Linked DNA regions of Homo sapiens: regions 1, 2, 3 and 4 are each linked to region 5. The links are chromatin contacts, found by Hi-C in ENCODE. All regions are on one chromosome and are shown on one strand. The core of a region is the stretch at or near the end of the contact, and the rest is flanking DNA. Distances in the headings are between cores, read along the strand shown. Region 1 holds the start of SLC7A1 (solute carrier family 7 member 1). Region 2 holds the start of FGF9 (fibroblast growth factor 9). Region 3 holds the start of SLC46A3 (solute carrier family 46 member 3). Region 4 holds the start of PAN3 (poly(A) specific ribonuclease subunit PAN3). Region 5 holds the start of CPAP (centrosome assembly and centriole elongation protein).

Region 1 (2,806 bases), core at 193-2,692, 4.7 Mb before region 5:
AGTCCCGATGCTAGGGGAGGTTGAGGCAAAATGATCGCTAGACAGCTGGTATTTGAGGCCAGCCTATGCAACATATCAAAAACCCGTGTCTATATGTAGAAAAAATATTAACTAGGCGTGATGACACAAGCCTGTAGTTCCATCTGCTTGGGAGGCTGAGGCAGGAGGATGGCTTGAGCCTGGGAATTTGAAGTTCCAGTGAGCTATGATTGTACCGCTGCATTCCAGCCTGGGTGACAGAGTGAGACCCCTGTCTCTAAAAAACAAACAAATGACAACAGCAACAACAACAGAACACTTTTTCTGAAGCTAGCACCATGCAGTTATGTACTTTATAAATTGCTAGTCTAATTCCAAGGGAATAGTTCAGCAGCTGATATTTGAGAAGGACCTGTAGAAAGGATTCAAAGACCACGGACACCGTCCACTGTTTTTCTGTTTTCCTATAAGATAGAAGAAGGATGGCATTATTAATTTATGCCCTGTTTACCTATCCCAAGTCCCAGATCACTGGATCTTTAAAGATTATGATTCTCGCTTGGCTTTTGGTACAAAAGGAGACAAGGAGGGAGCTTAAAAGGTGAGCACGGTGTGATTCAGGACTGAAGCTTCTGCCACTTCCTGGGGGGTAACTGCAAAAGTGAGCCGTTCTGACTAGCCGTTTGTGCATTTGCCACTGCCAAGGGGGCACAGGTAGATTCAAGCTTTGGGGCTCTTCTGACAACTGGCAAGGATAAGGTATTAGCAAGGGCAAAGGAATAGTAATAAAATAATCCAATAACAAAGACATGAAGATTTATAATAATTTTTAGGCCGGTGCAGTGTTTCAGGACTGTAATCCTAGGGCGCTTTGGGAGGCCCAGGCGGGAGGATCGCTTGAGGCCAGGATTTCGAGGTTAAGGTGAACTGCGCTCCAGCCTGGGCAATAGAGTAACACCCTGTCTCTAAAATGAAAAGAAAACAGTTTAAACCTTTTAAGTGCATACCAAATCTTTTATTTTGGAGAAGGAAAACTGGTCTCGAGTTCCGTGTGAGCTCCCTGGGGCCCGCCGGGAGGGGGTTGGCACGGCCGGACCTGCAGCACTAGTTCTGGCCAGGGCGCTGTGGGATCTGCAGGGGACCACAGGATGCTGTGGCGCGGTGCGCTCAGATTGGCGGAGAAACGGCCACACGCCTACGGAGCTACTGAGAAGGCGAGCGGAGGCGCAGCCCGCCCGCCCGCCGCGGGAACCCCAGGTTGGGGCGCTGGGCGCGCGAAGACTCAGCCGCCCCGCCCACCAAGGGCGCGTCGGTCCCCGGCCGCAGCCTCTGGGCTGGCAGCCGCCGCCGCGCCGCGCTCCCATTGGTGCCCGGCGGTGACGCGGCCGAGCGGGCCGGGGCTGCCTGGTCCGGGGGCGGGCGTGGGGCGCGGGGCGCGGAGCGCGAGGGGCGGGGGCCGGGCGCACTGCTGATGAAACCTGGCGCCGGAACCCGCCAGCCCTCGGCGCCCATTCAGTCCGCGCAGGCAGGTGTGAGCAGCGGGTCAACTACCTGGCAGGCGCGCACGCGGCCGCGGGCTCCCGCTAACCGCAGCCTCCACTCCTCTCCCCGCGCGCCGCGCCCCCGCCCCGCCCCGCCCCGCCCGGTCTCGCCGGCCGAGCGTCCGTTGGTCCTTGAGCGCGTCCGACAGTCTGTCTGTTCGCGATCCTGCCGGAGCCCCGCCGCCGCCGGCTTGGTGAGTGCCCGGCCCCGCCAACGCAGGGGGCAGCTCCTTGGGCCCGGGTCATCACGGAGGGGGCCCTGGCGCCGCGTGGGGCCGCGGCAGGGCGGCGCGGGAGTGGCGAGGGCCCCCGCGCCGGGAACGCTGCCATCCTCTGGGAAGGGCCAGGACCAGGGCCGGGCGGGCCCCGGAGTGGGCGAGCGGGGCTGGTGCCCATGCGACTGTCGCCTCCACGGAGTCCATTTTGGCTCCCTGAAACCGCGGCGTGGTGCATGATGCAACACCGAGTGAGTAAGCGTGGGCGATCTGGCGATGCCCGCTCCGCGCGCCTGTCCGGGGACCCGCGCGCCGCTACGCACGGGGTGGTCGGGGTGCGTAGGCGGGCGGCGGGCACGGGGGCCAGACTGGGAGGCACACGGAGCCCGCCGGCGGCGAGGAGACCTTCCCTTACATGGCGCGGTGCAGAGCACCCCGCCCCGCCACGAGGTCCGGGGATGTGTCATCAGCCGTGGGTGGGGACTCTGCCCGGCCGCCCGGAGGGTGGTCCCGCGGCAGGTGGCCGGCCCAGGGACTCTGCTGCCATCCCCGCCCGGTGGCCGCCCTGACCTAGGGCGCCTGGCTCTCCGCTTGTCCCTAGAACCCGGGACGCGCCGCCTGCACCTCTCGTCTGGGTCCCCAAGATTGCTTTGAGGAAGTCTCCCCTAGGTGGGCTTCCTTGTGACCCAGTGTGGCCTGGAAAGGCCGGGTTCCTCAAGCCCTCCACATGGTTTGGAATGAGAGGAAGTTCTTCCGCCTTTAGCAAGACACCGTATTCTCAGGGTGTTCCTTTCTGCGTAGTAGAAAACTTCCCAGGCATGGGCAGGTCAGAGTCATTCTAAAACCTGCGCGTACACAGAGCGGCAGCTGCACTGTAGTACTACAACAGCCTGCTGGTTCAGCTCCTGACCCTTTCCAGGGGATGGGGGAACCAGACAGCAGTTGTGTTTGACTTGTGTGACTAGGATAGTCAGACATGTGCCTTCAGGAAAAAAATAAATAAATAACCTACATTTCCCAATACTCACGTCATCACCGCCATGCCCTCATGTGTTGGGTTTTAGTCCAGAC
Region 2 (2,980 bases), core at 467-2,966, 3.3 Mb after region 5:
CAAGCCTCTGCCCCTGCTTTTCACGGAGCCTAAAATATGACTTTAGTCCTCCCAACAGGACAATCCGTCAGCAACCTTCGCCTATGGGGCTTTCAGACCCTCACAGGGGAGAATAAACAATGCACTTAATATACAATTCAAGTAGTATACTTACTAGAGGAAAGGGGGAAAGGAAAAAAACCTTAATTTGGGCACAAGATACCCACTGCCTTCAAGAAACTGCATTAAGTTCTTAGTAGTTAATGATTAAAGCTTTAAACTCGTGCAATCAGTCCATTCAAAAGAAACTTCCTAAACCCGTGTATCTGATGCAAAAGAACTGGAAACTTGTATTATATTTATAAATTATGCCCCCCTTTAAATTAAAAGTAGGGGGCCTTTCAGTGTATACTTGCATCAGTGCCAGCAGCAGATCTGCAATTCCGGAGGCATTTTTTTTTCGGAGCTGGCAAGACAGAGAGAGAGAGAGACAGAGATACAGAGAAAGAGGGGAGGAGGGGAGAACCCTTCCCACGTCCCCCACCCGGCCACCACCTTCTTGGTAGTTATAATTTCAACATGTCATCTCATGGACACTAAAGGGTTAATGGTATACCTACCAAATCGGCTGTGGTCTTTCCTGGTTCCCTGGATAGTACCATTGGGGAAGATTTCTAAGTGAAATCCAGTCCTGCAGTATAGCTGCCTCCGCCTGAGAATCCCCTTTAAATGATCCAAGTCCGTGACTGCGGGTCCCCTGGGGAGCCCCCCTGCTTCGGACTGACCCAGGTGGTCACTTAACAAAACCGGGCTGTCCACCGGCAACACGGGCACATTCCCAAACGGTACCGCATCCTGCACACCGAAATAGTTCCCAACTTCACCTAAGGGAGCCATCAGAGGACTCGGCTTTTGGAGCACAAGAATAAACAATAATGATGGTGTCAACCCAGGAGATATTAGGCGAGGTATATCCAACTCCCCTCCCTTACTGCAGTTGCAGAGAGAGAGAGAAAAAAAAGGTTCTTTTCTTCAATCCATTAAATGCATAAATAAAAGTAATCTGCTGTTTCACTGGCACAGGTTCAAGGTCAAACCACTGATAGTCTAAGAAACCACCACTTTATACTCACACACTGACATATTGATAAACATATCTATGTATCTCTATAGATAGATCCCCAGCTCTTAGCAGGCAGGAAGGTCTTCATCCCATCCGACCGTAATAAGGAAAAAAAATCCGTAGTTTCTCCATTTGGTTTGAGATCAGAATGACCATAGCAACTTAAATGCCTAGGCGTTATTATAGGGATTTTTAAGATGCACGGGCTACGTCAGAATTTACGGATCCTGACTCCAGGAAGGCATGCGCTGTTTTTACTCTCTAACCGACTCTGCAGACATCAGCATGAATCCTTCAAGGGGAAAAAAAAATCTCACGTTGGTGGCGGCGACAAATCTCCCCTCCCGGTCCCCCCTCCAAAAAATGATAATAATAATAAAACAAAAAGAAGAAGAAACTTTAGGCGTCCAAAGCTAGTATCCAGGATTCTCCAGAGGCTCGGCAGATGTCCATTGGCTTAGAACGGGTGGCGAGCGGCGAGCGAGGAGAGCCGCGTCCGGGAGCTCGCGTGCCGCCCAGGCTGCCGCGAACAGGTGTTGCCGCGCCGGCTCGCGGAGCGTTGTAGCCGGGCGGAGCGCTCCTCCTGCGCAGCCCCCGCCGGCGCGCAGAGTGGCGCAGGCAGCGGCATTGGGCTGGGTTTAAGGTAGCGCCGCCGCAGCCCGGGCTCCCCGCGGTCCTAGCGCCCGGCTTACTGCCCGCGCCGCTCTGCGGCAGGCGAGGTGCGGCGCGCCAGAGCGCAGGACTTCCTGGGAGGCAGTCGAGGAGCCCTGGCTTTACAAAGAAAAGCAAATGAAAGATGCACTGCGAGAGGCGGGAGGAAGAAACCCTGAGTCTCCCGAGACTCAAAGTTCTCCTGCAGAATAGAAGCCGGTAACCTACAATCTAGCTGGCTGGCTACATTGATGGAGGGTCAGAGTGAAACTGGGAAACTAGTTTTCACTGGGGCTCTGTAACCTTGCGTTGTATTATAGAATATGACTGAGTTGAGAGAGTCGGAGGGAAGGGGAGTTGATTTAATGGACTCGGATGGCCATGGCAGTTTCTCTTCCATTCTTCGGCCACACACACAGAAGCGCAAACTATGTTTCAGGTAAGATCAACTCCTCTCCCCCGTCACACACACACACACACACACACACGCAGATGCGGCCACCGTTTCTGTTTTGTTTGGAGCGTTCTGCTGGGCATCTTTGGGTTGGGGCTATGTTTAGGTCCCGCCCCGCTGCTCGGGTCCCGGCGGCCGCAAAGCAGTCGGCAGGGGGGCGCCAGAGAACCTTCTCTGTCCCCGACTTCGACTCGGGCGCGCGTCTTCGGGAGTCTGGGTGGAGGGGAGCGCTCCAGTAGGCGTCTTCTCGCCCTCAAACCACGCTGCTTAGGACGAGCGGCGCCATCCCAAGCCGTGCATCGGCTCGGGGAAGCGAAAGGCGAGTTCTGGTGTCTCACTCCACCGTCCGAAGCCCGCCGCGGAGCTGGGAGGGCCGGGCACTGGATGCTTGCGGGGCGCCCCGGGGCTGCAGCCGCTCCTTCCTGCTCTGCCCTGCGGGGCCGCACGTGGAAGCCTGAGCTCCGTTGCGCGGGCTCGGGTTTCTGTTAGCCGCCGGCGGCCTTCGCGCCCAGCGGGAGTCAGGGACAAAGAAACCCGCCTCCGGGGGCCGCCAGGGGCCCTGCCGGGCCGGGCCCGCCAGAGAGACTGGAGGCGGCGCGCTCTGCGCCCGGGACAGCCTGCCTGCGCCCGGATCCCCAGTGGCGGCGGGCGCGGAGCGCGGCGCCCCCCAACACACACACACACACACACACACACACACACACACACACACTCGCCCACAGCCCTCCCGCGGGGCCCCCCTTCCCTCCCCCTGCTCCTCTTTGTTCACATTG
Region 3 (2,951 bases), core at 92-2,591, 3.8 Mb before region 5:
TGTTTATCTTCTTTCCAATATCCATGCTCCATTGTTTGAAACTCATAACAAGTGCTTCATAAATGCTGATTTGAAGAAGCTGGGAAGTAAGATTAAGTGGCAAGTCCAAGGTTACCAGCTACTAAGTATCAGTTAGGACTCAAACCTAAGACGTTTAACTCTGCATTCAGTGACACAACTGTCATTTAAGGAGTGCTGAGGAAGAGAAAGCAGCTCTGACATCCAGGTGCTGGAACTATCAGCTGGGCCTTGGTGTTGCTAAGAACTTTTCTGGACCATGGTGTTCTGTCGAATGAAAACAATTTCACGGAACACCAAAGTCAGACAAGAGCATTCTGTAACCATGATCAAGACAAAAACAAGACCACGTCATAATTTTGTCTGAACACGGACAAAATTTAGGCACTGTCTAAACCACAAAAATGACAAATATGTGTGACTGTTGCTTCTTTATCATTCATGGCTTTAGCCTCTGTCTAGTCTTGACTCCTAAATAAGACTTATTAAGATACCCAATCATAGAATTACTGCCATTTCCTGACAGCAACCAATCCAGAGTAAGGCCTTGCTTTCTTGAACTCTTCCCAAAATCACATAACGCAAGCCCATAGTAAATTCTAACACCTTCTTACTGAGATGCCCCCACGGTTCCTCATGCATGCATTTCTCCTGGCTTCAAGAAGTAGTAGCTCAATTCTTTTACTACAAGTTGTTCCTGGTGGGTGTGTTGGAGAGCACTGACAACTCCTCCTATGTCCAGGGGCTGTGTTGTGTATACATGCTGAGTGTTTAATTAGACAACCCTGTAAGACTTATCATCCCCACGTGGCAGATAAAGACATGGAGGTTCATGAAAATTTAACGATTTGCCCAAGTCCCCCCTCCCCTCCCCAGGAAAAGCCAGCGACCACATTCCAACCCTCCGCTAACTCTGCATTGAGCACTCTCTTTCCTATGCCCTCCACCTGCGCCCATTCCCCTCTTCTGCGGGCCGACCGGGATCCTGCTGGGGGCTACAGCCCAAACATGTTACTTTTCCAACTGTTGTTTTATGTGTTTCTATGAGAAAGGATATTCGGATTCAGAAATGCTTTGCAACTCCAGAGCTGTTGAGCCTGCGGCGCGGCCCACCACTCAACAGCGGTGCTGAGTGGCTGCTCGGTCGCGCGGGATCCACTCCGGGCCTCCGAGGGTGGGTGCACGATCCACTAGCCACTCTCCAGGGGAGAGTGACGTCCGGGTGGACCAATCGCCGCTGGGGCACCGACCGCTGGGCCCAATCGCAGGAGAGCCGGGTAGAACAGTGACAGCGCCGCGGCAGCCGACCCCGCCTCCTCGGCGGACAGCGATGCTCAGCTGGCTGCGGCCGAGTCATCGCCTAGCGCTGGCAGGGCCGCTGACCGACCGACGGAGGCGCCGATTGGCCGATTGTCCACTGCGCAGAAGGAGCAGCTGCTCCGCGCCCCGCCGCGCCGCGCTGAGGCCGAGGTCCGCAGGGCCGCGGGGAAGCCGAGGGCTGCCGGAGAACCCTGCAGGTGTCACTCGGGACGCGGAAGTGCGCTTGCCGAGGTTTGCTTTACAATACGCTTGAGACTCCCCGACAAGCGTAATTTGGTCGAGTTCGACGGGAAAGTACTCTCCCCACCCCAGCGCCGGCCGCGTAGTCCGAGGTTACTGTCCCCGGCGCGTCCTCTGTTGCCCCAGTCCAGAGGCTGCCCTTGAACCCGGGCGCGCACGAGCGCAGGGCATCCGAGGCGACAGCCCCTGGCACGGCCCGACCTGTACCCAGCCTGGCAGGAAGACTGTAATCGTGGGGTGAGTTAAAAATAAGGCCCTTTCGATTGGGAGCTGCTTTTTAAAACGCCCCCTCCCTGTCCGTTTTTAATACGCAGCAAAATAACAATAACAATTGTGCAACTGTCGCTTCCCAAAAGGAACCTCATTGTTGAACTTACGAAAAATCAGTTGGCAATATACAGTGTGGGAACTGTACTGTGATCATTGGCTAACCAAGATGGGTGACAGTTTATGATTTCAAAGACTCAAAGGCGGCTTGAGTCCTACAATGTCCTACTCATAAAAATGGAAAGCATGGCAGCCTCAGGTTGTTACAGAGTACTCTACTCCAAAGTAAAAGTTATTCTCTGAGAAAGTGCTTACTGCCTTTTCTGTTCTCTAGTTTGCTTGTTTAAACATTTACTCCACAAAATTGCTCAAACTTACCCATCTTTGAATATCTAGCCTCTGGGATGAGACAGATGATCTTTCTCCGTTTTCACTTTTTATAGAATACAGCTACCTACCCAGGCAATATGAAGATTTTATTTGTAGAACCTGCCATTTTCCTTAGTGCATTTGCTATGACTTTGACCGGTCCACTGACAACGCAATATGTTTATCGGAGAATATGGGAAGAAACTGGCAACTACACTTTTTCATCTGATAGCAATATTTCTGAGTGTGAAAAAAACAAAAGCAGCCCAATTTTTGCATTCCAGGAGGTAAGAAATTACAATATCCATAGTATTTAATAAAATGGGAATGTATACCGGGCTTTGAGTTAAAGAGGACCGTGAACTCATCATCCATTGGTCTCTCTAGGGCGGCCATCAAAGTCCTAAATCCCAAACCTAATGGCCTTTACTGGGAACTCACCTCATTTGAAGTTTCCTGACACCTTTCAAATCTGCCTCTTCTTCTTAAAACACCCTCCTGCTCTGTGACACTAGCTCTTCTCCTTTCTCTCGGAAAATTTCACCACAGTGTCATCTCTTCTGTGGCTGTCTCCTTGCTTTGTCCTAAAAAAAAAAAAAAAAAAAAAAAAAGTCTGAAAATTGGGGCAGGGCAGGCTGGAATGAGCTACTTGGTGGACAGGGGTGGCTGAAACATGGTGTTTCTGTCTCTCACTTGCTCTATTCTTCCCCAATCCTTTTACTGTTTCTGCATGTCCC
Region 4 (2,700 bases), core at 64-2,563, 3.2 Mb before region 5:
ATGCATTCAAGACACAATGCTGAGTTTGCTTGATACAAAGCTATAGAAGACAGGATCCCAGCTGACACCAGCAAACTTATTCTAGCTTTCAGGGAAACTCAGATGAAATGCGTCTTTGTGAAATCCCTACTCTAAACTCTCGATTAAACCTGAGCACACTTTGAACGCGACAGTCCGCTCCCTCCTAATCCTTAGAAAGCATTTCCTGCCTGCAAAACCTTTCTCCCGCAAGCCTTCTACAAACTTTTTCCGTTCTTTCAACCTACTCCACGAAGCCTTAAGCCCGCCCCTCACCTCCCGCCCCCTACACACACACACACACACACACACACACACACACACAAACACACCCCTCCCCACTAGGGAACCTCAACACTCTGCAGACGCCACTCCACAAGGACACGCAAAACACATGTGCCTGCAAACCCAGCCCCTTTCCACACCCCCCGGAAACGACACCCCCTTTCTCACACTCCGCACGCCACAGCCCATCCCCCTTCCTCCCCGCCCCCCCTTCACATCACCCCAGTCCTCCCACCCACGTTCCCGGGAACCCAACCTCCCCGCGCTCTCCGACTTGCCGAAGGCAGTGGGGAGGGGAAGCAGGAAGAAGGAAGGAGGGCTCAGGCCCGGCCTAGGCCTCTCAGACCGCCTTGGGAGGTGAGGGGGGGAGCCCGCGGGCCGTGCTCAGCTCCCGTCGGCAGCAGGGCCTCATCCGGCCCAGGCCTGCCCTCCGCCGCCGCGGCCCGCCCCGCCCGAAAAACACTCACTTGCCAGCCGCGGTCCATCGAGTCCCCCGCTACTGCCTCCTCCGCCGGCTGCGGCTCCGGTCCCCGGGTCCCCCAGGTCCGGCTTCTTGGGCCCGGGGGGCGGCCCAGCTCCCCCGCCCGCGACGGCTCCCGGCGGAAAGCCGGCCACGGGTGCACCAGCCAGAGCCAGGGGGACGCTGTTGCTATGGAGGCCGAGGCCCGGGGCAGCCCCGGCGGCAGGGTCCTCATGCAGGAACTGACACTCCTCCCCGTAGAAGCAAGTCTTATCCTTAGCGTAGTAGCGGCAGTACTTCAGCTTCACTCCTACCGCCGCCCCGCCGGGGACACCCCCGACCCCCGGCGGGGCCACCACCGCCACCGCCGCCGCCAGCGAGGAGGAGGAAGGGGAGGCGGCGGCCGAGGGGGGCGGGAGGCCGCCGCCACTGTTCATGGCAACGCCGCAGCCTCGTCTTCCGCCGCCGCCCGAGGAGCCGCCGCCGCCACCACCATAGACGGGGGAGGAAAGGAAGACGCTGCCGGTGCCGGATAAAAGCCTGGGCGGGTGGGTCTGTCCCGCTGCGGGAGCCGGAGCCGCCCGGGGAGAAGGGGGAGGGGAGAGGGGAGGGAGGAGGGGGTAGAAGGAGGGAGGGTAGGGGGAGAGTTGGGATTCTCTCACTCACTCTCTCGTTCTCTTTTCTTAAAGGGGCCGCGCGGGACGACGGGGTGAGCGCGCGGGCCCAGACGGGGACTTCGAGGGCGCGGGCAGGGGAAGAGGGAGCGGCAGCGGCAAGCGGGTGGGGAAGGCGGAGGGGCCGGTTTATTTTTAAATTCTGCCTCCACTCGCTCTCTCGCGCTCTGGTTCCTCCGAGTTGTTTATTCCATTTTCCTCTTCCTGAGACGGCCGTCGCCGCTGCGCGTGCGCGCTGAGACGCGAGGGCTTATGGGTAGCGGGAGCGCTAGGGGAAGCCTGGCCGGCGTCGGGCCCCCGGGGGCATCCGCGAGCTATCGGCGGTTGGACCGGCGGCTCTCGGTGGGGTTCCGGACGCGGATCTGGCGCCGAATTCTCACGAGACCTGATACCTTCCTTATTTGTATATTCTCTTACTTAAAAAGCCAGATGTCTTTTTTTTTTTTTTCATTGAAAAGAGAAAATTGACAAGGTAAACGGTCGTTTGGAGGGGCCACCTGGGGACGCGGCCCGAGCCCTGGCTCTACCTGAAGAATATCTTCTATTTGCCACACTTCCTCTCCCCGTTTCCTTTCTTCGCCCCTCTCCTCTTTCCCCTTCCCCTCGAAGGTAATGAGAACTACTGGACCGATTACGCTAACCTCTTGGCCCTTTGTCAAAAAATGGAGCCAAAAAGGTTGATTTAGACAGACCCCCTGCTCAGTGCAGCACCTGTTATTCTCTGTATTTATATTACCAAGGGCCTTCGGTAAATTATGAAAAATAGGATGCCACCTGGGACAACACTGCTTAGACAGCACTGGAAGACCTTTATAAATATACTAGGTTGCTTTTCTCCAATCAGCCTAGCCTTGATTTGAAATTCATTTTTATTTTTTTTGAGACGGTGAAATTCATTTTTAAAAGATAGTTTTAACCTCAGCGATCTCTGATGTTTGCGCTAATACCCTTTTAAAGGCTTTCAGAAATTTTAAAGAATTGCTATGAAAGGAAAAGTAACATTCTAGTTTTTCTCTGTAAAAGAGGTTCACAAACGGCAGATCGCTGTTATGAAAAGGAGGGGTGGAAGTATTTAAGGAATTGTGGCAAACAAAGTCACAGAAGAATGGATATAAGCAAAAGTAGCACACTGAAAAAAATGGGGAAAAGTGGAGTCTAGATCACAAACTGGTAAGCTTGGTGATGTTCTCTAGCCAAATTCGAAGGTAATAACATTGTATTATGGCTTTCTGTTTAAAAGCAGTTTCGCTTATTTGATTATTC
Region 5 (2,835 bases), core at 263-2,762:
AAAATAAAAACATACGAATAAAATATAGGCACAAAAATAGAGGATATTGCGACTATCCTTAAAGATACACATTTTAGGAAGAATGATGAGACTTTTGGGCATGCTTTCAAGCCAAAGGGCTATCATAAATGAAAAGGAAGATTGTTTGGGTCCTTGTCTGGCATCTTAAGTAGCTGTGTGATCTCGGAAGTCTCGGGCTTTAGCTTCCTCACCCACAGTGAAAATTAAAAAGAAAAATTGGGCCGGGCGCGGTGGCTCACGCCTGTAATTCCAGCACTTTGGGAGGCCGAGGCGGGCGGATCACGAGGTCAGAAGATCAAGACCATCCTGGCTAACACGGTGAAACCCCTTCTCTACTAAAAATAAAAATAAAAAAATTAGCCAGGCGTGGTGGCGGGCGCCTGTAATCCCAGCTACTCGGGAGGCTGAGGCAGGAGAATGGCGTGAACCCGGCAGGCAGAGCTTGCAGTGAGCGGAGATCGCGCCATTGTACTCCAGCCTGGGCAACAGAGCGAGACTCCATCTCAAAAAATAAAAATTAAAAAAAGAAAAGAAAAATTGAAAAAAGAAGCAAAACCGAAATCTTGATTTAGAGAAGTAGACTCTTTTTGAAGTAGAAAGCAAAACAAATTTTGGAGGACCAAATTTCTGTGAAATAGTTTTGTCTTTAGCAGTCGTTTGTTTCAGTTATAACGGTTATAAATGGCACTTCATTTGATTTCTTTAAACATTTTACTTGGCCTGCTGTTTAATCAGACATGGAAGCCAGGTATGTAGTACTGTGGTAACTCACGGTGCTGTAACTTCCTAGATTAAAGGGCCGTGGCAGTTAAAACGAAACAAAACAAAAAAATTTCTTGAATTCTGCACTGTCAGTATTCAAACTAGTTTCAGAATCTAATGGACACACTCTGCCAAACCACCGATTAGCCATTTGAGGAGAGATGAAAGATGCCTATTTTTGGAGTGAATTCTCATAGGGTTATTTTCGTCTTACGAAATGGTGTAGCGGACTGCCCTTTTTCTCCTTTACTAAGTCACCTCAGCCAAAGCGGAAAACAAAGAAAAAAACCAAACCAAACCAAAAAAACGACAAAATAGACCGTACGCAAATAGAAAAAAAAAAAACAAAACCCAAAACACCTCCTTTAAGCGTCGGTTGGGCTCTATGTTAGCTTTGACTCTCCGTGCTCCCTGCTTTGCTGGGAACACGGAGATCCATCGCTCCGTTAGGCGTTCCCTTTAGTTTTCTAAGTGTGGGAGCCTGGGGCGACGTCCACCACGGAAGGTCTCTCCCGGAAACGGTTTTCCGCCCCGCCACGCCGCCCGCCTACGTCGACCACTGGCCCGCTGCTGGTCGGAAGGCGGCGCGCAGTCCATCCCCCGCCGGGCAACGCCCGTCGCTGTGGCGTCACTGGGAGTTGTAGTTTCACTGGGCTCAGCGGTGCCTGCGCTTTAGCGCAGACGCGCGGGTGAGATCCTCACTTCCCACAGGACCTCGGGACGGGGGCGGGGCTCCGACAGAGGCGGCGATTGTGGCGGCCCATTTGTAAATGCTGCGGAGATTGAGGTGTCGGTTCGTGCTGCTGAGCTGCCCAGGCTTCACGGAGCGGTAATTTGTGGGCGAAAAGAGCGGAGGAGCTCTTTGTCCGCCGCCCTGCGCCGGAGATGGACGGCGGTGGGCGGGCAGGACTCTGCTCGGACCTCGGGGTTGGCTCGGCGGGGCGAGGAGGGAGCGGGGCGCCGGGACGCGCTCAGGCCCACGGGCGCGCTGAGGCCCACGGCAGTTCAGTGGCTTCGTTCATTCGCGCTGCTTTGTTCTTCGCAGAGCTGGGGAAGCCGGCCTCTCTGGGGTGTCTGTCTCTCTGACCTGGCTGTGGCGGAACTTGAGTTCCTGTGGGCAGCGCGGCAGCCGCAGTCCGCTGGAGCAGGGTGGTGAAGTAGCGTTGCTGGCTGTCCTAAGGGCCGGTCTTGCCCCAGCTTTGTCAAGGGCTTCTCTCTTGAAGCTTCGTGTGGATTCATGGCTTTCAAGAACGTGTTGTATTTTAGGGGACTGCTAAATCACTTCCCAGACCAACTAGTTACTTCTCACGGTCTAAGAGTGGCTTTGAATTTGCTGTTTGTATCCACTCTCCTCCCTCACCGTGCAGAGAATTTATCTTTTTTTCAATACTGCTTTAAAGAATGTTTACATAGCACTTTCTGGAGATTTCAAGGCTGTCAGTTTGTTACATTTTTTAAAAGTTTTATTGAGGTATAATTGCTATACAATAAAAATGGCACATGTTTAAATGCATTCCATTTGATGAGTTTGACATACACGTGCACCCGTGTCCTTCAGATTTTGATATCTGTAAAGTCTGAGTCCACATACTAATCCTATCTCGGCATATATATTATCAATGCTCCCTTTACCAAGACCTCAGTATCAATAATAAGTAGCAGGTTCTGGTGACGCTTTTTTTATACTTCATGCTGACATTAAATATATTTTTAGAATCGCGGTCATGAAATTGAAGGTATAGAAGGTGTGTTTGGTGGGGAGTTGGAGGAGGAGATGCAAAAGTCTGGCTGCTGCATCCCAAGACTGCTTGCACTTGTCAGTCTAGTAGGGAATTTTTCTAGTTTTCCATATTATGAAATGACCTTGTAGTTTGTCTCCCTTCTGAATTTGGATTTCGAAAGATTTTCTGCTAAGGTCATTGAAATTAAGCAAAGTTACGTGGTTGATTTTGAAAAAAAAAAAGTCATTACTTTTTTAGATTGGTTTCCTACTGAAAAACAATTTGCTTAGAAAAAGTTTTTACAAATTATTCAGGAATAACAGATATCCAG

The links. Hi-C counts contacts between places; a loop is a spot of excess contacts on that map. Pooled maps may share reads with other maps.
Region 1: a map of CD4-positive, alpha-beta T cell shows a loop between it and region 5 (7-fold over the local background). The contact joins the promoter of SLC7A1 here to the promoter of CPAP in region 5. A Hi-C loop is called at or near these places in 2 of 168 maps with a recorded cell type or tissue (CD4-positive, alpha-beta T cell and CD8-positive, alpha-beta T cell) and 6 of 50 pooled maps.
Region 2: a map of CD8-positive, alpha-beta T cell shows a loop between it and region 5 (9-fold over the local background). The contact joins the promoter of FGF9 here to the promoter of CPAP in region 5. A Hi-C loop is called at or near these places in 2 of 168 maps with a recorded cell type or tissue (CD4-positive, alpha-beta memory T cell and CD8-positive, alpha-beta T cell) and 9 of 50 pooled maps.
Region 3: a loop to region 5 is called in a map of naive thymus-derived CD4-positive, alpha-beta T cell, with 22 times the contacts of the local background. The contact joins the promoter of SLC46A3 here to the promoter of CPAP in region 5. A Hi-C loop is called at or near these places in 1 of 168 maps with a recorded cell type or tissue (naive thymus-derived CD4-positive, alpha-beta T cell) and 11 of 50 pooled maps.
Region 4: a map of naive thymus-derived CD4-positive, alpha-beta T cell shows a loop between it and region 5 (7-fold over the local background). The contact joins the promoter of PAN3 here to the promoter of CPAP in region 5. A Hi-C loop is called at or near these places in 1 of 168 maps with a recorded cell type or tissue (naive thymus-derived CD4-positive, alpha-beta T cell), 2 of 37 single-sample maps with no recorded cell type and 10 of 50 pooled maps.

What each region holds. Positions count from the first base shown.
Region 1 is chr13:29,594,324-29,597,129 of GRCh38, reverse strand. SLC7A1 (solute carrier family 7 member 1) reads left to right here and starts at 1,442. Exons shown (of 13, transcript NM_003045.5): 1 at 1,442-1,714. RefSeq lists silencers at 1,076-2,315, 2,484-2,778 and an enhancer at 2,426-2,555.
Region 2 is chr13:21,669,809-21,672,788 of GRCh38, reverse strand. FGF9 (fibroblast growth factor 9) reads right to left here and starts at 1,716. Exons shown (of 3, transcript NM_002010.3): 1 at 600-1,716. The coding sequence starts at 876. RefSeq lists silencers at 1,729-1,788, 1,809-1,858, 2,639-2,898.
Region 3 is chr13:28,717,360-28,720,310 of GRCh38, reverse strand. It overlaps SLC46A3 (solute carrier family 46 member 3), which reads left to right and starts at 1,341. Exons shown (of 6, transcript NM_181785.4): 1 at 1,341-1,815; 2 at 2,289-2,501. The coding sequence starts at 2,313.
Region 4 is chr13:28,137,158-28,139,857 of GRCh38, reverse strand. It overlaps PAN3 (poly(A) specific ribonuclease subunit PAN3), which reads right to left and starts at 1,313. Exons shown (of 19, transcript NM_175854.8): 1 at 771-1,313. The coding sequence starts at 1,200. PAN3-AS1 (PAN3 antisense RNA 1) reads left to right here and starts at 684. Exons shown (of 2, transcript NR_029383.1): 1 at 684-1,311; 2 at 1,453-2,700. RefSeq lists an enhancer at 272-566 and silencers at 649-1,048, 1,089-1,168, 1,359-1,468.
Region 5 is chr13:24,921,538-24,924,372 of GRCh38, reverse strand. It overlaps CPAP (centrosome assembly and centriole elongation protein), which reads left to right and starts at 1,512. Exons shown (of 17, transcript NM_018451.5): 1 at 1,512-1,612. RefSeq lists enhancers at 565-1,466, 1,467-2,368.